Linked DNA regions of Mus musculus: regions 2 and 3 are each linked to region 1. The links are chromatin loops, found by intact Hi-C in ENCODE. Cell type or tissue: heart. All regions are shown on one strand.

Region 1 (8,000 bases):
TGTGTGTACACACACATGTCTGCTTATCTGTGTGTACACACACATGTCTGCTTGCCTGTGTGTACACACACATGTCTGCTTGCCTGTGTGTACACACACATGTCTGCTTGCCTGTGTGTACACACACATGTCTGCTTGCCTGTGTGTACACACATATCTGCTTGCCTGTGTGTACACACACATGTCTGCTTGCCTGTGTGTACACACACATGTCTGCTTGCCTGTGTGTACACACACATGTCTGCTTATCTGTGTGTACACAGACATGTCTGCTTGTCTGTATGTACACACACACACATGTCTGCTTATCTGTGTGTACACAAACATGTCTGCTTGCCTGTGTGTACACACACATGTCTGCTTGCCTGTGTGTACACACACATGTCTGCTTGCCTGTGTGTGCACACATGTCTGCTTGCCTGTGTGTACACACACATGTCTGCTTATCTGTATGTACACACATGTCTGCTTGCCTGTGTGTGCACCACGTGCATGCAGGTCCCTGCAAGGCCAAGAGAGAGTGTTGGGACGTCCAGAACTGGAGTTACAGGAAGTCTTATGTTCTCCATGGTCGATGCTGTGAACAGGACCCTGATATTCTGTAAGAGCAGCATATGCTCTTAGCTGCCAGGTCATCTCTCTACCTAATGTGACTCTTCAGGGTCCTTAAGGTTCCTTGTCTCTTGCCTCTCTGTCCATGGCTACAAATAGCATTCATCTGCCTCCTTGATCCTGCCTGCTCCTTCCTCGGGATACCTTCGATGCCTCCTTTTGGCACATCGCAGTTCGCTTGAGTCATTTATCTCACTTTTAATTACATGTGTGTGTCTACAGTAATTTTGTTTTGAGATGCCACTCCTCAGCTCTCAATCTATGTGCTTTGGGTAGCATTGTCCAAACCCTGGACTCTGAAGTGGATCGTGTGACCAGGCCAGTGGGTACAATCCATCCCTGGTGGCTTCAGTGATTGGTTCGGGAGCAGGCAGGTGATGTACACAGTCATTCAAGGTTAAGGGCACCTGACTGTTGGGCTTTGGATCAGTGACTCTCATACTTCCACCAGTCTAAGCTGGTGACAATGTAAGCTTGGGTTACTGCAAGTAGCCCAAGAGATGCAGAGCCAAAGGAAGGCTCCCAGTGACATAATTTAAGCTCTGAATCAAACCGTACCTGAAGCCAAATCCATCTCGTCTGTCTTAGTCACTGCTCTACTCCTGTGAAGACACACCAAGATCAAGGCAACACATAAAAACAGAAAGGCATTTAACTGGGAACTTGCTTACAGTTTCAGAGGCTTAGTTCATTGTCATGGCAGGGAGCGCACTGCATGCATGGCACTGGAGCTGTAGATGGCAGCTACGTCCTGATCTAAAGGCCCAGAAAGACCCTGGTCCTGGCATGGGACTCAAACCCCACCCTCAGTGACACACCTCCTCCAACAAGACCACCCCTCCTAAGCCTTCTAATCTTATCAAAGAGTTTGTGGTGGGTTGAATAGGTTTGGCACTAACTAAGACAGAGTTCCAGTCCCTTGTGAGTAAGCATTCAAATAGATGAGCCTATGGTACCATTCCTGTTCAACCCCCATACCATCTTTGCACATTTTGGCTACAGGACCCAGCTGATTGTTAAGTAGGGAACTGTTTGGAACTGCAGTTGAACAGTCTCAGCATAGGCTTGGCCTATGCTGTCTTCCCTTTTACTACAAGTGAAGGGACTGTATTTGTGCCTAGGACCTGGCTCAGTCCCTAGTATAAGAGTGCTCAACAAATGAGTGAAGAGAGGTCTTAGAGCCACCCTTCCTCTCTCAGACCTAGAAACGAGACAGCTGGTGGTGGCTCTTTGTGGGTGTACTGGCTAGTTTTGTGTCAACTTGACACAGCTGGAGTTATCACAGAGAAAGGAGCTTCAGTTGAGGAAATGCCTCCATGAGATCCAATTGTAAGGCATTTTCTCAATTAGTGATCAAGGGGGAAAGGCCCCTTGTGGGTGGGACCATCTCTGGGCTGGTAGTCTTGGTTCTATAAGAGAGCAGGCTGAGCAAGGCAGGGGAAGCAAGCCAGTAAAGAACATCCCTCCATGGCCTCTGCATCAGCTCCTGCTTTCTGACCTGCTTGAGTTCCAGTCCTGAATTCTTTCAGTGATGAACAGCTGCATGGAAGTGTAAGCCGAATAAACCCTTTCCTCCCCAACTTGCTTCTTGGTCATGATGTTTGTGCAGGAATAGAAACTCTGACTAAGACAGTGGGTGACAGTCATATGATAGGGTCCCGTGGGAACCAGTTTTCTTTAGAGTAAGGAGCTTTAGCTACAAGAAAGAACTATCACAGAAAAAGCTCTTTGTGACTCATGAGACTCTCGGAGTACCTAAAATTCTCTTAGTAAAACCAGTTTCCTTATGGTTCTCTCTCTCTCTCTCCCTCCCTTTCTCTTTCTCTCTCTTTCATTTGCTTAGAGAATAACTAGAATTACCTTTAAAAAGTTGGGATAGGAAGGGGCTGAGGGTGGGGTGGGGCAAACATGGAATTGGGAACTTTTGAGCTCTGCCAATATGTTACCTTTTCAAAAATTACATAAGGCACTGGCAAATCTCAGAAGGTAAGGGACTTGTTGCTAAGCCTGATGGCTTGAGTTTGATCCCTACAACCCACATGGTGAGGAAAAGAACATATTTGGGCCAGTTGTCATCTGATTTCAACATGCATGTGTGACATGTCTTCATGAATGCATGTGCAGAGACACAGGCACAGATACACACACTCACTAAACCTACCATGAGCTGTTATCAGCTCTCCACAGCTGCGGGAGGGTGTGTGGCAGCTGTTTCCCTTTGGGGCGGGTGGTTAGGGGGTATGCTGGCTAGTCTTCCATCAACTTGGCACTCAAACTAGACTTATCTGGAAGGAGGGACTCCCAGTAGAGAAAATGTCTCAATAAGATCTGTCTGTAAGGCATTTTCTTAATTAGTGATGGATGGGGGATGGCCCAGCCCATTGTGAGTGATACAGTCCCTGGGGCTGGTAGTCCTGGGTTCTGTAAGAAAGCAAGGGGGCAAGCCAGTAAGCAGCACCCCTCCATGGACTCTGCATGAGCTTTTGCCTCCAGGGTCCTGCCCTGTTGGAGTTCCTGTCCTGACTTTCTTCAGTGATGAACAGTGATGTGGAAGTGTAAGCCAAGTAAACTCCTCCCCAACTTGCTTTTTGGTCATGGCATTTTGTCACAGCAATGGAAACCCTAAGATAGGGTGTATGTTTCTGAAAGGCTGGCAGGACTTCTTGCGTTGACTGGGGAAAGAGAGGTAGAAAGAGGGATGCAGAGGCTAGGGGACTATCTGGAGGGATCTGTCTTGGGTAAGGAAGGCCACACCTGATAAGCAAAAGGGAATAGAATTAGGCAGGCTTAAAAGAAGGGTATGGCAGCAAAGAAACTCTGGTCCTGGCTGGCCTTGATTCCCAAGACTGTTATCTTACAATGTTATATACCAACTATGTCTAGAAGCATGTCCTGTTAGCCTTCTGAGCCTGTGGGTTCTTCGGTAAAATGGAGAGGCTGGAATGACGACCTGGACAATGTGACTCCCAGTTCTGGTGTTCTCTAAGTACTAACCTTCTCTCCATGGTTCCTCTGTGAAATGAAGGGACGCCCCATTCAGAAAAGGTGTGAATGGCACCAGCCATGTGGTAGGTGCCTTAGGACACATGGAGCTTAAGCACCAAGAGCTGGAGTCAACCCAGCTCTCAAGGGCACGCACAGTTCCACCCTGAGTTTAGACATCTGTGGAGAAAGCAATGGGTTAGCCCGGTGTGCAGCCTCCACCTTACCTCCCCTCCCCTCCCCTCCCACAGTGCCTTCCTCTTCGGGCACTCTCATTGGCTGGAGGCTTTGAGACCTGCAGATTGTCTGGGGAGAGGCTGCTGGCCTTCACCTTAGAGATTCTCACTGCGGAGGGGAGACCCCACCTAAGGAGCTCAGTTCTTAGTCACAGGGTGGCAAATTGAGACTAGCAGCATGTGAAGATGCAGGTGTGGGGTCACTTGGGGTCAGGTGGCTGATCTGTGGCGCTGGAGGATACATGTGGGATCCTGGGTCTAGGATATTGTCAGGGTTTAGAAAGCAAGGACCTTGAGTTCAGGGTCTGATACCATGGCAACTGGCTACAAGCACAGGTACTGAAAGGGACTTAGTTCCTGGCATCCAGCCCTTCTGTAGGGCAAGAGCATTAACAGTGGCTCATGGGCAGGAGGAAGAGGCCTTTCAAGCCCTGCAAGACCCCTGCCCAGTGTTTGTGCTCATTTCTGTAAAATCCAGGATAGACACCAGGTAAATAGTGCGTGTCATTTGGGGCGGTAGAGTAATTTCTGATTTTCTATGCATTGCATTCTTATTTTTTATTTTCTGCAGTAATTATAAAACCTTAGAAACAAAACCATACCATTGCACCCTTGGATTGCATGTGCTGAACACCCATGTTCAAAGGTCACGAAGAGATGGTCTCCTGGCCTCAAAGGCCTGTCAGCACAACTCTGCCAACCTCAGCATCTTGGACTCCAATCACTTCTTGTAATGGAGGAGTCACCTTATTGCTGTCCCCAAGTCTCCCTAGGTTCCCTGCAGTGCTGCAGGAACAGACTGGTCAGGTGAGTCAGCTAACTTGTCATATTTTATTTCCACGCTGGCTACAGGCACATCTGGGCAGAAAGCATCACCAAAGACCTCGACAAGACTTGCTAAAGTGATGCTTACTCTTTGTACCTGCAAACAGTTGTGTGGATTAGAACAGGGCATTTTGCCCAGAGGAATAACAACAGCCACTGGGAACAACAGCAGGTGGGATCTGATGAAAAACAAAGAAACAAAGAAACAAACATAATGGGTGTTTTAAAACTCTAGGCACTTTTCCCCAAGAGACCAAAGCCTGAGAACAGTGTGATTCTTGGTGCAGGTCTGCCCCCTACAGGCCAGATTCTCAATTGACTGGGTTACTTCTGTAGGGCCAGAATAGTAGGTCTAGTTCTCTGCCGCCCCGTGTCTGTTTTTTTTCACTGTGAGATGTTTCCCCAGGTAAAGTACCTTCAGGGCCTCCCTCTTTTGCCAGCTCCCTCAGCTAGGAACGTAACCTGGCGACTCAACCACACATTGGCTGCAGTAAGAATTTTAGACTATAGAAGTTTTAAGAGACATGTCTTCCCTTTCCTATCTAGGAGTAGTGTGTATTTCTAGCTCATGTGTTGACATGTATGTAGCAAGGCAGTTTCCATTTTGGTCACATTAGAGTCAGAGATGAGCCACAAGTAGATCTGTCCAGATTTGTCTTCCAGATTTAAAATAGTGCAATGCTTCAAGTATGCCTATGGATTCTAATGCCTGGTTATGATGGGGTCAAAGACACTGGACCTAAAAGACAAGTTACGATCAATCGTTTGGAAATGACCTGTTTCACTTAGCCCTACCTGTCTGATCACTAGTGCCTGCCCCTGGGCCCTCTTGCTATACACCTGGTACAGAATGATAAGCATTTAAACATTCACGTGTGCTTCGAGTGTTCCCTTCAGATGGGTCATGTTGGGTCTCCTGTTATCAGATGAAGCTTGGTGGGGCCAAAACATTTTGTGTGCTGGTTTGAATATGCTTGGCTCAGGGAGTGGCACTATTAGAGGTGTGGCCTTCTTGGAGTAACCTTGTTGGAGGAAGTGCATCACTGTAGGTATGAACAGTGAGACCCTCTTCCTAAGCACGTGGGAGCCAGTCTTCTCCCAGTGGCCTTCAGATGAAGATGTAGAACTCTCAGCAACTCCTGCACCATGCCTGCCTAGATGCTGCCATGCTTCTTGTTATGTCCGACCAGCAGCTCACATATCTGGGTTCTGTTCTGGGAAGGCATCTTGGAATCTGGAAGAGAAGAGGGAGCTAGGCGGACGAGAAAAAGATGAAGCTAAGACAAAAATTCTGATCAAAGCTCAATTTTACTAATTCGCTCACCGAGTTATGAAGGAGGGGAAGGGGCCCGATTCCCGCCAAATCATCTTGGAGTAAGGTTGCAGGTGAACACCTGGTAGCTCCGGAACAGCTAGTTGGCAGGCAGAGGCAGTGGGAGTGGCAGGACGATAGGGTGGCAAGCTCCGCCCCATGCTCTCTAACACTGAAACCTGAGCAAACAGGTTTCAGGCTGGGGAGGGGAGGTTACAGCTCCTGGCTTGATAATGGACTGAACTTCTAAACCTGTAAGTCAACCCAGTTAAATGTTGTTCTTAGTCAAGGTGTCTTTCATAGCAGTAAAGTCATAAGCAACAAAGGTTCTCTCTAGACTAATGACAGAATGTTATCTTAAATGTGTGCATTTTTACATTGATCAGAAAGCAAACATGGTGTGCTGGGTAGTTTTATGTCGGCTTGAACAAGCTGGAGTTACATTAAAGGAGGGAACCTCAGTTCGGAAAATGTCTAAGATCCAGCTATAGGGCATTTTCTTAATTAGTAATTAATTGGGTACCATTTTGTGTGGTGCAATTCCTGGGCTGGTGGTCCTGGGTTCTATAAGAAAGCAGGCTGAACAAGTCATGATGAGCAAGTCAGTAAGCAGCATCCTTCCATGGCCTCTGCATGAGTTTCTGCCTCCAGGTTCCTTCCCTCACTGCTTTTGATGATGAACCGTTCTATAGAACTGTGAATGAAACAAACCCTTCCCCCCCCCCCCCCCAAGTTGCTTTTGGTCATGAAGTTTCATCGCAGCAATAGTAACCCTAACTAAACATTCAGTTATACACTAGAATAAAGGGGAGACGTTTTAAATAGCACTGATGCTGGACTTGGGGCCTGGGTATTGGCACTTCTGAATGTTTTCCCGTCAACCAGTCTAAAACCATATTACTGTAGAAATGCTGGGGTCACACATTTGTGTTGCTGCCTCTGACTTTTTATGTCCACTTCAGAGATCTGAACCTAGGTCCTAAGGCTTGTGTAACAAGCACCTTTATCCACTGAGCCATTTCTTTTTTCTTTTTCTTTTTTTCTTTTCTTTTCTTTTCTTTTCTTTTCTTTTCTTTTCTTTTCTTTTCTTTTCTTTTCTTTTCTTTTTTTTTCTGAGACAGGGTTTCTCTGTATAGCCCTGGCTGTCCTGGAACTCACTTTGTAGACCAGGCTGGCCTCGAACTCAGAGATCCACCTGCCTCTGCCTCCCGAGTGCTGAGATTAAAGGTGTGTGCCACCATGCCCGGCTCACTGAACCATTTCTTGAGTGCTGAAATGACAGGCTTCAACTAGTGTGCTTGAATGTTTAAAAATTTTTTAAAAGAACAGCATTCCTATAATTGAAGCTAGAAGATTAAGTCAAATTCTCTCTTTACAAATGAACTCAGAACACAGCGGCTTCTGGTGTGCCAGGGAGCAATAATGTCTGAGACAGACTTCTTACAGCACCAAGAAATGATAAAGGGTTGGCCTTAATCTCCCAAGATGGAAAGCAAAGGGAAGAAGAGTCTGTGTCACTACGCTGTGGTGGGTGGGGGCAGCAAGGCAGTCAGGACTCTACAATGCTTCTTGGCACTTTTGGTCTCAGGACCCTTTTACAGACTTTAAAAAAAAAAATATTTACTTATTTATTTTATATATGTGAGTATATTGTCACCGTCTTCAGACACACCAGAAGAGGGCATCAGATCCCATTACAGATGGTTGTGAGCCGCCATGTGGTGGCTGGGAATCGAAATCAGGACCTCTGGAAGAGCAATCAGTGCTCTTAACTGCTGAGCCATCTCTTCAGCCCCCCTTTTATACTCTTAAGAACAGGATCCCCAAGAGCTTCTCTGTGGCTACAGAAACATGACACTAGAAATTAGGAAAAGAGTGAAAATACATAAACTTAAAAATCTGCCCCATGCACACAAATTCTTATAATTATTTCTATGGCAATAAATGTATTTTCTAAAATATATGTAAAAAAGGATGATATTTATTTTGCATTTCTGCCAATTTCTTTAATATCTGGCTTAATGGAAGGCAGC
Region 2 (8,000 bases), 250 kb before region 1:
GCAAGGCATTATGTGAAACACAGCACAAAAATCTGGTTGTGATAGTGTCTAAACACACTGATACACTAGGCGATTGGTCTTCACTTGGCTGGAAGGAGACAGCACTTTCATTGTACACACACACATCCAATACATATGCACAAAACCTAAGGAAACAAACCAACATAACTCAACATTCTCAGTAATTGTACTGGCGTGGGCAGGGCTGGTGAACCACCCAGCCACTGTGCTTCATTTGTCGAGTGTGGCAATCCCTGGTAAGGTTCTGGCGACGGAGACCATTTCTGTTCAAAGACTGTCTTTCACTGTGTCCTTTTATCCACTGGGAAGGGCGAAAACTCTTGGGTTGTTCCAAAAATGTTGCCTGAGCAGCAAGTGCTGCCACACAGCAGTGAATGTGCTTCCCCATTTCACTCTGGGCTTCCATTCTGAAATAGACCAAAGTAAGTGTATCAATAACAGAGTATATTACTAAAAAAGATACTTAGTAATTTGATTTTTTTACACTTATTTGTATATGGTTGGGTAAGAACTTGGAGTCTCGTGGATGATAGACTTAGATTTTATGACCATTTGATGAGAGTGGTAGGAGGGAGATACCAATCAACTGTTATGTTACTGTTTTTGAGGTTGGTCTTGATATTAAGCCCAGGCTACCCTCAATTTTGCCATCCTCCTCCTTCAGCCTCCCAAGTTTTAGAATTACAAATGTGTCATAACTCCTAGCTGAAAGATTAATTTTAATAGAAACATAGACTGTATTGTCCAGAGATGGCTAAATTAAAATGTGCTGTGGTTCTCCAGGAGAACTTACGTCTACTGAATACCTGCAATTCTATTTAATTTTCTGAGACAGAATCTCATGTAGCTTAGGATGAATGGCCTTCAATTTCTTATGTAGCTTACACTTGCCTTGAGTTATTGATCCTCCTGCCTCAGCTTCCCACATGCTGGAATTACCAGTATGGACCATCACACCCAGCTTTCAACTGTTTTGAAGATATTTCATTCTTAATTTTCAAATTTGATCAAAAAGCATATATATCAACAGTACCTTCGCAGATGATTTCTGGATACAAGTAAAATATCCTAGGTAACATGTGAATCATATTTCATAGAAATGCATATAAGGACATTCCACCAACTTGACATTTTTCTAGGTAAGAAGTCAATGCCTATTACACACATCAGTTTTTTATTTATGCCACAGAAGTACATATTTTGGAATGACATTTATATGGAAGTGCTTTAAGACCAGTATCTTAAGCCAGGCTGTAGCGTTAATCCTAGCATTCAAGAGGCAGAGGCAGGTAGATCTCTGAATTTGGAAGCCACTGTAGTCTACAGAGTTTTAGTTCCAGGACAATCAGGGCTACATAGAGAAACTGTCTCAAAAACCCAAACCCAACCCAACCCAAAAACCATGTATCTTAGAACATGGTTGTATATAGTAAGATTGTTTTCTATACTAAAAGCCAATCAAGTTGAACTAGTATAAGCTATATTAACACATAACAAAGTTCATTTTCTGCAGTGCTGTGTACTGATCTCAGGCCTCTTGCACAGCTGACAAATGCTTGACCAGATAGCTACATTCTCAGCACAACTGTGATGAATAAGATGATTCCTGAATAGGTTATTCTATCCAGACAGCTTCAAGCTCTCAATTTAGCCAGGAAAGACCTTGAACTTGTGATTCTCCCACCTGTACCCCTCTAGGGCTGTGTTTATAGGTGTGCACCACCACATCCAGTTTATTCACTAGCAGCTGAACCTAAGTTTTCTTGTACACCAGGCAAGCACTCTATAAACTGAGCTATATGCCAGTCTGAGTTTTAAGATTTTTTACCAGTTATTTTATTCAGGAAGGGTATACATATTTTGTCTAAAAATGATCAGAGGAAATATATACATATGCATGCATACACATGCATACACACAGTAGAACTAAAAGATCCCACTAGGAAATTAACAGAGGGTTGGGATGCAGCTCAATGGTAGAATGCTTGTCCAGTATGTACAAGGCCCTGGGCTTGATCCCTAGTAGTAGGGAAAAATAAAAGTATAAAAGAAAGAAACAAGCAAATAGGAAAAAAAAGCTAATATAAACTCAATGATTGTTAGAAGGTGGGCATTTGAGTTCCTAGTCTCCCTGCTCAGACTGATAACACAGATCATATGGTCCCAAAGTAAACATACTTACTCTGTGCCCGTGAGTCTTATAAGCAGCTTTTTCTGGCCCTACAAATGTTAAATGGTGAACTATTAAATCACTAGTAAGATTTAAAATGCCATTTTAACTTTACTCCTAGGACATGGTCATTTTTCTTTATTAAAACTGAGGTACTATGGGCAATTGAAGACATATATTACTTAAAATTATGGTTGTTCATAAACTTTCACAAACAATAAAGGCTAAGATGCAATAAAACATACACTCTAAAGCCATTATAAGTACTTAGCTTCATACTCATGTGGTTTCTACTGATATCCCTGAGGACAGAGTAGAAGTAATGTGTTTGAAGGACAGGGTTTATTGCTTGCTCAAAAGTAAGGACTGTATACTATATAAAGTCTTGCCATTTTAGTAACACTTGATTCTACCTTGATTTAGAAACATATGTACATATATAGCCCTTTTGAGACAGTATCTCACTGTGTATTTCAAGCTGCTCTTACACTAGTGATCCTCCTGCCTCACTCTCCTAAATGCTGGGATTACAATCACATACCACCATGTCTGGCCTTTGATAATTCATTTATGAAGCTATCTGTTTGTTGGTCCTACCTACATGTTAATACTTATGACGTAGGAATGCAAAACCAACTTCTGTGGCATCAAGTTACAAACACTAAGGTCCTAGATACAGTACCCAGATGCTGGTTGAATAAAGTTGATGAAGTGCTGTCTGGGGCTAGGTTCTTAGGGGAGATTAGAGTATGATCTGAAACACTACCACTGCGCTGCATCCCAGCCCTCTAGTAATTTCTTAATGCTATTTGTTTTAGTTGTACTCTACATATGTGCATTAATAGTATAGAAAGCATGGGTTCAGAGTATAGGCGAATAGTTACTGGTATGAGCCCATATAGTAAAAACAACAAAGAATATTCCTGGGGTGTTAATAGTATTCATCTGTGGATCTTGAGGGATGTCATTTCTACATATTTAAATTTTTGGCAATGAATATCTACTGTAATATATTACTATGCAAAGCTGCTGACTATACACACACAAATGTACATTAGTACTGAAAAGTATCAACTGCCAGTAAATAAATTAAAAGTGATAATTTGTTAACCATGTTATTTTTTATAAGTATAAATTTTTTGAGATTTTATTCATTTGTGTGTATATGAATGCTTTGCCTGCTTGTAAATCTGCACCACACCCCTGCAGTACCCATAGAGGCCAGAAGATGGCATCATACACAGGGACTGGAGACACAGTCATGAGCAGACATGGATTCTGGGACTTGAACTTGGGTTACATGAAAGAACCACCAGTGCTCTTAATAACTGAGCCATCTTTCTAGTCCCTAATCATCAGAATCAGTAGGGAAGAATTTTTAAGAACTGAAGAAATGCTTAAAGCAACTATAAAGCAATTAAAATATTTTAGTTGGGATGCTGAAAACACTTAACTCGGCAAAATTATGGCTTTCAATAAAGTGCCACTTGAAGACCCAGATTATGCCTGGTACTTTGTGATTGTATAAAGACATGATTTTTGTTTTGGTACAAGAAAGAGGAAATATATTTAGCCTTGCTAAAATGTATCTGTTTTAAGAGGTTAGTAATTCTAGAAAGGTTAGCATTGCCTGAGTTTTATTTATACTCCATCGATGGGAAACCAGCTATATACAGTGGTCCAGTGAAGCCACAGCCTAAACCATGCAAAAGGAGCCCTTCAGATGACAGTGCAGTACTCCAAAGGATCCAGACTTACCTGAATCCTCTACCTACAAAAAGGAATAAGTCAGTGGCAACACTCACAACATGCTTTGATGTCACAGGGCATGTTCCATGGACATGCATGATGGATTAGCCAGACTGTAAGCAGATGAGATGGAGAAGAGGACTTGGTTTTTGTGAGAATCATCTCAGATGTATTACTGAGAATGTTCTCTTGATGAAGGCCACAGAGTATCTGGAAGGTGGATTTGGAACACACTAATCTTAACTCACTTCTCTTCCCTGAGCTTACTGGGTCTTCACCTATCTCCATTTCGGACTACCATGTAACAGAACATCATTTCTGAATTCTGAGAGCAGCCCTCGGAACAAATACTTGGATTTTCAAGATTAAGCACCATTTAAGATGACTTAGCTAAGAATATATAGAAGAAAATCAATTTTGAGACATGAATTTAATACCCTAAAATAATCTAGTCTATAATATACCAGAATTACATTCTAATATACTTATCAGAAATACTAGTCTTTTCATTTCCCTTCAGTAGCATGATTTTATAAAGGAGATGGCTATTATACAACTGAGGCATGCTACAATTAATAACCTTATAAAACTCTATCTTGACCTGAATGTTGTATTTATAGCCCAAGTTACTTAAGTAAATTTCTAGCACAATTAGTTTTAAGTCTTCTAAAGCCTTAGCTTTGTTCTGTGTAGAAATAAAATTTTGCTTATCAGACTACTTATGCAGAGAATGAAGTGCTTGTAGCATACCTGGGACCACTTGAGTTATATTCATCATTTCCACAACTCGCCTCACTGAGACCAGGACAGGAGTTGTGCACAGCATAGACAGACATGCTGGGATGTTCAATGAGAAGGTTTTCCATAGGACTTGTTTCCACCTTGATAGTGGTTAATCCACCTGCTGTAAAACATGGGGGAGGAGTGATGAACCAGCTCTCCTCCATTGGACAGGACTCAAACTGAAGGAAGCAGGAATCACTGGTGTCAGTCAAGCATTCCAAAGATGCAGGTAAACAGGAGAAGACAGAAGTGTGCTCTGCTGAGGACTCTTCACCAATGTCTTCATCTTCTTCCTCTTCCTCTGCTGAGAAACCAGGGCAGGTATCTAGATTGTGAGCCACAGTGCATACAGGAGGGTACAAGTCAGTTGTGGAGTCACCCGTCAAGATCAAACACAGAATAAAGGACAATACTATATTAACAGATGCTCACAAAGGCATTTATATTTGCTTGTAACAATTATAATTTCCAATCTCTGTGTACTGTTACACAGACATTGAAGAATGGCATTAGGACTTCTTTTATTATGAGCCCTGTGCTTTCCTGTTTCTCATATGAGGGTTTCCTATCAAAGCACCTCTACTTGGACCAGGCTTTAGGGGTTACAAAACTAAGAGTTCACATTTTCTCTGTATATATGTATATATGTTTGAGGACACTAAGAAGGTCTATGTTTGTGCAGAAGCACTTTACTGCTGAGCCTCCAGCCCCAGAAGTTCCCACTTTTGAGCCAAGTGTGGTGGGGAAATAAAGGCAGGAGGATCAAGAGTATGTAAGATTATTGTCAGCTACACAGCTTGTTTGATGCCACTTCTTGTGACCATTAATTGTTGCGTATGCCTTACCTATGAAGTCAACAAGAATCCATTCATCATCTTCTTTCTCACTGAATTCTGGTTCTTGGCTGGAAGAAGTAGTGACTTCGCCTACAAACATTTTATTCAGTCTCTGAAACATTGTTAAGGCAAGATTGAGATTTTGGCTAGATATCTTTATAGCTGAGATTTCAAAACCCTGTCTTCAGTTGGCCCAATATCACAGACGAGAGATTAAAGTGCACAGTGTTTCTTCAACTTAGATGAAGAGCAAGAAGAGTCATCATCCCTAAAATAAAACAGAAGATGGCGATTTATTTTTATTTGTTGTGAGTTTGTTGCTGCTGTTGTTGTTTGAGGTTTTTTTTTTTTGTTTTGTTTCCTGTTTTTTTTGTTTTTGGAGATAAGGTTGGCCTTTACTTCCAATCCTCTCTTGCTTCCACAAGCCATCATTTCCCTACCCTATTGTCCTGCTGTTTGTATTCATTATGTATGTCTTTCAATATATCTTATATTTGTTGTATATTACTGGCATGGGGAAATTTTATACTGTGGAAACTTACCCATGCAAGAACTGGGGCTGGCAACACTATTCTCTGTGGAGTGAGTGGGTCAGGAGTCAGTGTGCACATGTTACTCAAACCTTGGTTTCCCCCTTTCTCACTTTAAAGCTTAGATAGATGGAGCTAGAGAGACAATATGGTTAAGATCATGAGTTGCTCTTGCAGATAACCAGTTCAGTTCCCAGCACCTACATAGTGGCTCACAATCATCTGTAAACTCCAATTCCAGGAGATCTAACATCCTCCAGAGGGCACCTGGCATACACATAGTACATATACACACATGCAGGTAAAACACTTATACACATAAAATAAATAAGCCGGGTGGTGGTGGCGCACACCTTTAATCCCAGCACTTGGGAGGCAGAGGCAGGCAGATTTCTGAGTTCGAGGCCATCCTGGTCTACAAAGTGAGTTCCAGGACAGCCAGGGCTATACAGAGAAACCCTGTCTCAAGACAAAACAAAAACAAACAAACAAAAAATAAAATAGATAAATCTGGGGGGCTATGTTGGGGGGAGTTAGGAAGATGAGCTAGTAAGATAGCTCAGTGGTAAAGGCACTTGCCTTTAGGTCTAAGCCTAATGACTTCACTTTGATCCCCGAGACAAACACAGTAGAAGGAGAGAACCAACTTATACTTATCCTCCAACCCCAACACATGTGCTACACATACACATTTTAAAAAAAGATTTAGGAAGCTACACAACTTCAATTGATAATGGCTCCTACTTTAGGTAGTTCTGGTGAGTTCTAAATGACAAAACCCAGCTTATTTTATCTAAGCACAAAGTACAGTTAAAAGTGCCCATTTCTACCTGGCTATCTGAGAGCATAGTAAACTGAACACACATCAAGAATAAATTTTAGGGCTGGTGAGATGGCTCAGTGGGCAAGAGCACCTGACTGCTCTTCCGAAGGTCCGGAGTTCAAGTCCCAGCAACCACATGTTGGCTCACAACCATCTGTAACGAGATCTGACGCCCTCTTCTGGAGTGTCTGAAGACAGCTACAGTGTACTTACATATAATAAATAAGAAATAAATCTTTTAAAAAAAGAAGAAATTTTAATTATTTTCTCAAGAATATTTCTTTGCTTTCCTGGCTCAAAGTTCCCTGCACAAATCAACTGTTACTCTACAAATATTTAGTGAATACCTACTATTTATAAGGCATAGTACTGGACACAGGGGGCCAGCAGTGAAAAAGAATCCCATAGAAAGTGAAACGGAGCAATTATGGATGTAGCAGAAATAATACTAGATGGTTCTCAGACCTCCTTAGTGTAGCTTTCCAGTAAGTGACCTTGGATACCTGAGATCTGAAGTGGAGAAGAGGCAGACAGAATACTATGAAAGCCTGCATAAGCAAGAGCATGGCAGTGTTCAGATAGCTTAAGATCCAGACAGGGTCACAAGAAGAAGCTAGGGGCCAAGTAGGACCAGATCCTGCAGGACCTTAGAGGGAAGAAATTAAGAAGAGAAACCCCTGGGTGGCTGGAGAGGTGGCTCAGCTTGGTTAAACACTGGCTGTTCTTCCAGAGGTCCTGAGTTCAATTCCCAAAACCCACATCGTGGCTCAACCATCTGTAATGGGATCCAATGCCCTCTTGTGGTGTGTCTGAAGACAGCAATAGTGTACTCATATACATACAATAAATCTTAAGAAAAAAAAAAAAAAGAAAATTAACCTTAGCATTTGACAAATTGTGACTAAAGGATCAAATTTCTTGGCCATCTTGAGGTAACATAGTGAAATGCTATTTTAAAAACAAAAACCCAAAAAATCTAGCAGTGGTGGCCGTGCTTTTAATTCCAGCACTCAGGAGGCAGAGGCAGGCAGGTCTCTCAGGAGTTGGTAAGCAGCCTGATCTACAGGACAGCTAAGACTACAGAGAAA
Region 3 (8,000 bases), 55 kb before region 1:
AGAGAGAGTGAGAGAGAGACAGAGAGACAGAGAGACAGACAGAGACAGAGAGAGTCAGAGAGAGAGACAGAGAGAGTCAGAGAGAGAGAGAGAGAGAGAGAGAGAGAGACAGGCAAAGAGAGAGTAACGATTTTGAGAAGCAGACAGACTTGGTATCTAGGGAAGCATTAAGAACACTCACCTGAGTGTGCGTGTCTGAATTAGGGGTTCTACTGCTGGGACAGAACCATGACCAAAATCAACTTGAGAGGAAAGCGTTCATGTTTTTCTTCTGGCTTATAGTCCATCTTCCCAGGGGCAGGAACTGCAGGCAGGAGCTGATGTAAAGGTCATGGAGGGTGCTTCTTATTAACTCCATCTTCATGGCTTGCTCAATCTGCTTTCTTTTTTCTTTTTTTGTCTTCCTTCCTTCCTTCCTTCCTTCCTTCCTTCCTTCCTTCCTTCCTTCCTTCCTTTCTCTCTTTCTCTTTCTTTTTCTTTTTCTTCTTCTTTTTCTTTTTCTTTTTCTTTTTCGAGACAGGGTTTCTCTGTGTAGCCTTGGCTGTCCTGGAACTCACTTTGTAGACCACCTCCAACTCAGACGAACTCAGAAATCCACCTGCCTCTGCCTCCCAAGTGCTGGGATTAAAGGCGTGCGCCACCACTTCCCGGCTGTCCTGTTCTCTCTTAAAAAATTTTTATTTTATTATTTTATGTGTGTGGGTGTTTGTAAGTCTATACCGCATCTATGCCTGGTACCCTCAGATGCCAGAAGCCCATGAGATCCTGTGGGCTGGGGTTACAGGAGGTGTGAGCCACTGAGTGAATGCTGGAAATTGAACCGGGTCCTCTGCGAGAGCGACAAGTACTTTTAATCACAGAGCTATCTCTCCAGGCCCCAAAAGATAAACAAAAAACCAAACCAAACAAAACCAAAACCAACCCTTAAATTCTGCCAGTCCTTTCTTGTTCCTGTTCTCCCCTCGGGCCTGCAAGCACTTGCATTAAGAACAGCACCACAGCGGGAAGGGACTTGGGGCAACTGTAGCAGCCCTGTCTTGGTTCTCACCTCCTTGACAGTGAGCTGGGGACAGGGATGCTCATGCTTTGACTTGTGCTAAATCAATCATGGCTGCACATGCCTGGGAACACTTGGGAGCTGAAGGCAATAGGGTCAGGAGCTAAAGCCCGATTCCATACTTCTTGTAAGTCATGAGTTCGAGGCCAGCCTGGGTTACATGAGACCCTGTTTTTAAGAAGAAAGATCATGGAGTATACGGAGCTGCATTAGCTTCAGGCCGTGTTCTCACTTTTCTTTCAAGAGCACGCCTGATGTGCTGCCATGAGGCTCTTCTGTTTAGAAGCTGGCCTCATGCAATGTAAAATCGACGTTCTAGCTAATTATAGCAAATGTGCATGTGTTTATATATGTTTACATATAATTAAAATTATTTTTTTCCTCTTAAGAATAATGCATTAAGGGCTGGAGAGATGGCTCAGCGGTTAAGAACACTGGCTGCTCTTCCAGAGGTCCTGAGTTCAAATCCCAGAAACCACATAGTGGCTCACAACCATCCATAATGAGATCTGATGCCCTCTTCTGAGGTATCTGAAGACAGCTACAGTATACTTACATACAATAAAGAAATAAATCCTCTTAAAAAAAAAAGAGTAATGCATTAAATAAGAAGAAACACAGCACTCAGGAACGAGGAGCAGAGCTGCAGTAAACTCAGTGTCAGACCAGGTTAAGTCAAGGCCCTTGCTATATGGTGAGCTCCTGTCTCAACAAAACAAACAAACAAACCCTATTAGGCTGATACTCATCGATACTATATACCATCCTCGGCCTTTATTGGCTCTTTCTTATCCTGCTCTTTCAACAAGAACCCCCACCCCTGGGCCCTGGGAATGTAGCTGGCCCTGGGAATGTAGCCATATGGCTGGCTATGGCTGAATAGTTCAATTCAGCCTGTGGAATCCTGGCCTGTATTTTTTAAAATAAAATCTAGAGTGTACAAGTCCCTAACTTGCTAAGTAAGTTAATAGCTTGGAACCTGGCACATGGTCTCTGATGGGAACACTATTTTGGATAGTGGTCAGGTTTCCAAACTGACCAACAAACACTTCTTTTAATATAGTTGATTCTTCGATATATTTTAGTTATCCCAGTGTAGCTAAAGACCATGTGTACTACTGCCAGATGTCCAGCCGTGGGCCTGTATCTAATAGCTGGACAGTCATGGTGAGCTGGGGCATCTGGATGTATGAGCAACTGTCCTAGCTCAGAGGGTCAAGTGCAACTCAGTTCTTAATTTGGTGCTTGGACATTAGGAGAGTGAGTGGGGACCCTATTCAGGAGGTTTTCTTACTTGAAAAGCAAAAGTTGCTTTTTGTTTTCTGTTTTGTTTTGAGACAGACTCTTGCTGTGTTGGTCTCCCTCCAGTAGATGCTCTTGTCTCAGCCTCCTGAGTATGGGGGTTACGGTGTGAGCCACCATGCTTGCCTCTGCTTTGTTCTTTTCTCACAAGCTCAGGCTGTATCTTCCTCAATGCCTTGGTGCCTCTTTATTGAGCTCTGTGTAGTTTTAGGCTGGTTCTTGCTACTTAACCCCCTGAATACTAAAGGGGAAAGGCTGATGAAGATTCTTGGTTGTTGATTCATAGAATTTACCTAGGGAAGCCAGCTGTGGTGGCACATGCTGATAATCTCAGCACTTGGGAGGCAGAGGCAGTTGGGTTCTTTGGGAGTTCAAGGACAGCTTGGTCTACATAGCACGTTCTAGGCCAACCAGGGCTACACAGTGAGGCCCCCTCTCAAACTCTATGTTCTGGTTCCTGAGAGAGAGAGAGAGAGAGAGAGAGAGAGAGAGAGAGAGAATTTAACCTCAACTTCCCCTCCAGACATAGAGCTGGGGACTCTTCTCTAGTGGAACAGTCAGCCCACTAGACTTCCTTAGGGACAGTCAAGTGAAAATCACAGTGTTTGTAGCCTTAGCCTTTAGTTTAGGGGGTCAGCTTGACCAGGTGGATGTGCTTCGGGTCTGTAGGTAGGCTTTTGTTTTTCCCCTACAAATAGACTGCAGTGAAGTACAAGGGTCCTCAAACTCACTGTGTAGCCTAGGAGGACCCTGAACTTCGGAACCCCCTGCCCCTTCCATCTCTGAGTGCTGGGATTATAGGAGGACACAACTGCCCCTCCGTTTGCGCTGCAGCGATGGGGACTGAGCCCAGGGCTTTGTACATAAGCACTGTGGTGTTCTGTATATGCTTAGCCCAGAGAGTGGCACTATGTGAAGGTGTGACCTTGTTGGAATACTTGTGGCCTTGTTGGAGTGGGTGTGCCACTGTGGGTGTGGGCTATAAGACCCTCATCCTAGCTGCCTGGAAGCCAGTATTCTGATAGTAGCTTTTAGATGAAGATGTAGAACTCTCAGCTCCTCCTGTACCATGCCTGCCTGGATGCTGCCATGTTCCTGCCTTGATGATACTGAATTGAACCTCTGAACCTGTAAACCAACCCCAACTAATTGTTGTCCTTTATAAGACTTGCCTTGGTCTGTTCACAGCCATAAAACCCTAAGGCAACCACCAAGTTACATTCTCAGCCCTAGAAACATTTTTTTTTTTAATGTGTAGCAGTCACTGTAATCTGGATTTTTCTGTCCAATTACCACTGGAAGAGACTTTAATTGTAGTCATCTCGTAAAAGAAAACATACCCATGGCCACAGATATACAAAGAGAGGCTCGGTGTCAGGGTCATGCACAGTCAGGACAAGAGCACCACACTGAGTTGCAGAGTCTATTGCCAGGGCATCATGGTGGTGCCTGCTGTGATCCTGGTGCTGGAGCATCAGGAGTACAAGGTTACACTCAGCTGCATACTAAGTCTGGGGCTTGCAGGGGCTACAGAAGTCCCCCGCAAATGACAGCCCCACAAAACGACAGAGGATGGAGAAGAGCTGGAGTCCCAGTTTTCTGTTTCTTCCTACTATACTACTCAAGGGACCCCTCTAAAGTCCCACTTAATCCTTAGTCCCTGCATAGGGACAAAGGGACAGTTGAATCACGGGAGGAAGAGATACCTGGTGCTGCCCACCTGTGCCTCTCACTTGCTGGGGTGTGTGTGTGACTTGAGCCAACTTCCCTCAAAGGCTGAGCATCCAGGGAGGGAGGCTTGTTTAAGTTTGGAGCTGCAGTTATCACCAGTGCGTCCTTCTCTTTCACTTCAACTTGTTTCATGTATGTGCTACTGTATCACCTCCAGCATCCGCCAGCCAGTCCAGAGGCACCACTTAGACTTATTTGAAAATTGTGGGTGGAGACTTTTCCAGACACATCCTCTTGGCGGACTGCCTCTGTTGTGGGAGGAGGAAGTGGTAACCTGAGCCGACTCCGGAGTCCTTTTGACAAGCAGCCTCCTGCCACCAGACAGGAAGTAAACCATCACTCCCTGGGGAGAAGGGAGGGTGCAGCCACCCTGCTGTGCCCTTAGTCCAGTATTCACTGGTCCCAGCGAGTGCCCATGCCACTGCAGTGGATGAGTTTGGTGTGTCCCAGAAACAATGCTCTTTCCTTTTGGTTTAATTGGTCTCTGGGGAGTGGTCTTAAATATATCTCTGAACCCTGAGGAAGCAACTGAGTCTCATCTGTTTTTCTTTCATTATAGGAGAGGGACACTAGTGGGTGTGAAGTTCTCAGAGTCTAGTGTGATGGTGTCCATGTATAATCCCAACACTTGAGAGGTATAAGCAGGTAGATCCATGAGTCTGAGGCCACTGTGGACTATATAACAAGAGCCAAACAAGCTACAAAAACCCAAGTGCTGGGGACAGAGATCATCAGAATAGAACTAGCCTAGCATGTTTGAGGCCCTGGATTCCTATCTCCAGGACTGTCAAGAAGAAAAGACCTCCCCTGCTCCCCCAACCCATTTCAGCATATTTCCTTAACATCACCCAGTTCAAGTATGGAAGAATTCTCAATACCACTGACTTTTCTAAGAGAAAAGTTTCCTAGGAAAAAGTTTGAAGTCTTTTCTGGGCTGTGATGGATAGTCTTCTTGTCACCTTTGGCTGGTGTAGGGAGCAGAGGAAGACCTGAGTGAGTGAAGCATATGTTGACATAGGCATGGCCTTGGCCCACGGGACAACTGGCAAAGCCATTCCTCATATGGCGCATGCTCAAGAGACATGGCAAAGCTTTTCTTAGGAATGGGTGTTTATGGATGATTGATCAAGGTATGTGAAGACTAGGAACTATGGCTTCCTTCTCCTGGATGTTTTCAGCCTGAGATTGCTGGCCACAGATACCTCCTGAAGAGACTAGTTAACCTTTGTCCCCCTGTGCTGTACCTACTTAACACATTGTGGTTGCAGCTTGCAGTGATAGCTGAACTCCACCTGGTCCCAGCTTTACTGTATGAGTGTCTGTGTGTCTGTCCTTTTTTTTTATTACCGTGCCACACCTAGCCAGGGCGATTGGACCCAAGCCATGAAGGTTGGGTGGGACTGGATTAAGAGACCCATTGAAAGATGATACAACCTTCTTCTGGGTGTGCCCATAAGGGTGTTTCCAGTAACAATTAGCATGTGGGTGAGTGAACTAAGAGAGTAGAGGACTCTGTGTGAGACTGTGATGATGCCATGTGCCATTGTACATTTTTCCAGATGTGCAGAATACAGAACACTATGAACAAAGTCTAATGTGCATGAAGTATAGCGAGTGACAGTGCTGTGTGAGTATGAGTTTATCAGTAATAAATATATTAGTCTGATGAGGATGCTGATATGGGAGGCCACACATGGGTGGAAACAAGGGACATTTGGGAAATTCCAGTAGCTTTTTTTTTTCTTCCAAATTTACTATCAACATAAACTTGCTTTAAAATCGTAGTCTTGGGCTGGAGAGATGCCGCAGCAGTTGAGAGCTCTGGCTGCTCTCCCAGAAGACCTGGTTTGATTCCTAGTACCCACATGATGGCTCACAACTATCTGTAACTCCAGTTCCAGGAGAGCTGATGCCTTCTGACCTCAGTGAACATCAGTCATGCATGTCTAGACAGGGCTGAGTGGAAAACACTTATACACATAAAATACACATAAAATAATAAAACAATAATTAGGAACTAAATAAAAAGAACTGATCTTGATTCTTATTGTTTGTAATCTTTTAAAAGGAACATAATAATTTAAAGTTTCTGTTTCACTCTGTAGCTCAGATTGGTTTGGAACTCACTATGTAGTCTAGGTTGACCTTGAAATCACAGTAATTCTCCTGCCTCTGTCTCCCAAGTGCTGGGATTGCAATCATTAGCCTCCTGTTCCTGGAAAGCTATTGTGGGAGGCGTAAGGATCCTGTGCTCACAGAGAAATATAGAGAAACCAGGAATGTTAAACACACAGCATTGTTCCTTCAAAGGACACTTGTTAACTGTCCAGAAGGCTAGGAGCAGAGTAGTTCACCGGTTTCTAATGGTCTTCTGCACTGGTGGCCAAGACAATACTGGATCGTCCCCCAGACCCTTATTGTGAGCTTGTCAATCTATAGAAACTATCTTTACGGAGGCTGTCACATGTAGTCAATCTATAGAACCCATCTTTATAGAAGTTGTCATATGTACTTTACAAAGAGTTTTGATATAGTCATGTGGTTTTATTGTGCATGCAGGATCGAGCTAATTATCATCAGCAATATTTTCACAAAAATGAAAATTGTCTCCCACAGATCGTTTTCTGCTGGCCATGGTGGTTACAGAGACCCTCTCATCTCTGATGTACGTGAGTTAAGCAGGACCAGGACCGGGGCCTGGGTGGGGCGGGGTGGGGATGTGGTGATTTCACAGTACATAGTGTTATAGAGTCAAGGAAAGGCAGCAAAGGTCAGCCATGGACTGAATCTTCCTGCTCTGATGGCCTTTGTGTGTCTCTGCAACTGGAACATCACAGCTGCATCTCTTGTGGCTACCGTTGAGTCCCACCCAGTCCCCAGTGGCGTCTTCCTATAGAAGTGAGACTTCCTCAGTCCCTTATGGTGACACGTCTGTAATTCTAGTGCACGGGAGGTTGAGGATGGAGAACGAGTTCTAGTCTAGCCTGAGTTACAAAGCAAGACCCTGTCTCCAAAAACAAACAAAAAAGGATCTTGTAGTTTCGAAGAGATTTCGACATTTGTCTGGGATTCCCTGGCTTGCTCTGACTTGAGTTTCTACAGCCCAGTGTTCAGAGCCAGATCCACCAGTCTTCAGCACGTCTCCCATCACACATGGGATTTCCTTTTCGGTGTAGCCTGAGAACAGTTTGGATCTGCTTGCCTTGGCTTACGATCCAAGAAGTCTTGAGTTTGAGGCAGTGAAGGAGGTAATTATATTTTATGTAAACATGCATATTTTTATTTTTAGCAGCAAGGGTGGAGTATAGACAGAGAGGGGGAAGTGCTGATGACTGGCGAGATGTACGAGAGGACAAAGAACAGGAAGCTTGTATCTCATTTCCTCTTCCCATTTGTCACTACCATCTCCAGAAGACTCTTTTAATGGCCTGCATTTGAAATGTTTTGTTATAAAAATAACATTATATACAAAAAGAAAACCTGCCAGTGTTTCCATCGTTTAGCTCACTAGTGTTACGATTATGAAGCACTTTGTGGTTTTCGTTTTTGTGTTTCCCACTCAGTGTGTATATAAGAGTACACTGTACATAATAACAGTTATGTGAGTGATGGCCTTTCTCTGTATTGGACTCAACTTCTTTTGTTGCAACTGAAATCCTGGAAAGGTAGGCTAGAGATAAAGGGGACTAAATACATCACAACATCAGCATTTTCCCACAGCACCAACTGTCCTGTGAGGGAAGAGAGAGCACAACAGCACACACGTTCTGTATCTTTCTTTAACACATCGCGGAAGAGTGTAAGACAATGTATCGACAACTGAAGTTCTCAGTGGATGCTGTTTAGTAGCCACACTGAAGCACTTCTGCTGTGTTTGTGCTCTAAACGTGCTAGTTAATACAGTGGACCA

What was found. A loop is a pair of places that touch in the nucleus more often than their neighbours do. Peaks named below come from ENCODE experiments on the same cell type or tissue, not always from the same donor. Only the 100,000 strongest peaks of a DNase experiment are listed, where the experiment ranks them.
Region 2: it touches region 1 in a loop (7-fold over the local background); 39 of 42 quality-filtered maps call a loop at or near these places.
Region 3: a loop joins it to region 1, with 3 times the contacts of the local background. A loop is called at or near these places in 14 of 42 quality-filtered maps.

The regions. Positions count from the first base shown.
Region 1 is chr4:10,909,760-10,917,759 of GRCm38, reverse strand. No RefSeq gene overlaps it. Among named protein-coding and RNA genes, the nearest start is that of 2610301B20Rik, 39 kb to the right of the region's middle. In heart, no CTCF peak of the experiment used is centred here; a DNase peak (open chromatin) is centred at 4,949.
Region 2 is chr4:11,162,138-11,170,137 of GRCm38, reverse strand. It overlaps Trp53inp1 (transformation related protein 53 inducible nuclear protein 1), which reads right to left. Exons shown (of 4, transcript NM_021897.4): 2 at 5,569-5,827; 3 at 4,691-5,048; 4 at 1-428. The coding sequence starts at 5,680. The coding sequence ends at 179. Among named protein-coding and RNA genes, the nearest start is that of Trp53inp1, 9.7 kb to the right of the region's middle. In heart, no CTCF peak of the experiment used is centred here; a DNase peak (open chromatin) is centred at 3,417.
Region 3 is chr4:10,964,412-10,972,411 of GRCm38, reverse strand. No RefSeq gene overlaps it. Among named protein-coding and RNA genes, the nearest start is that of Plekhf2, 39 kb to the left of the region's middle. In heart, no CTCF peak of the experiment used is centred here; a DNase peak (open chromatin) is centred at 4,381; H3K4me3 peaks cover 461 bases; H3K27ac peaks cover 920 bases.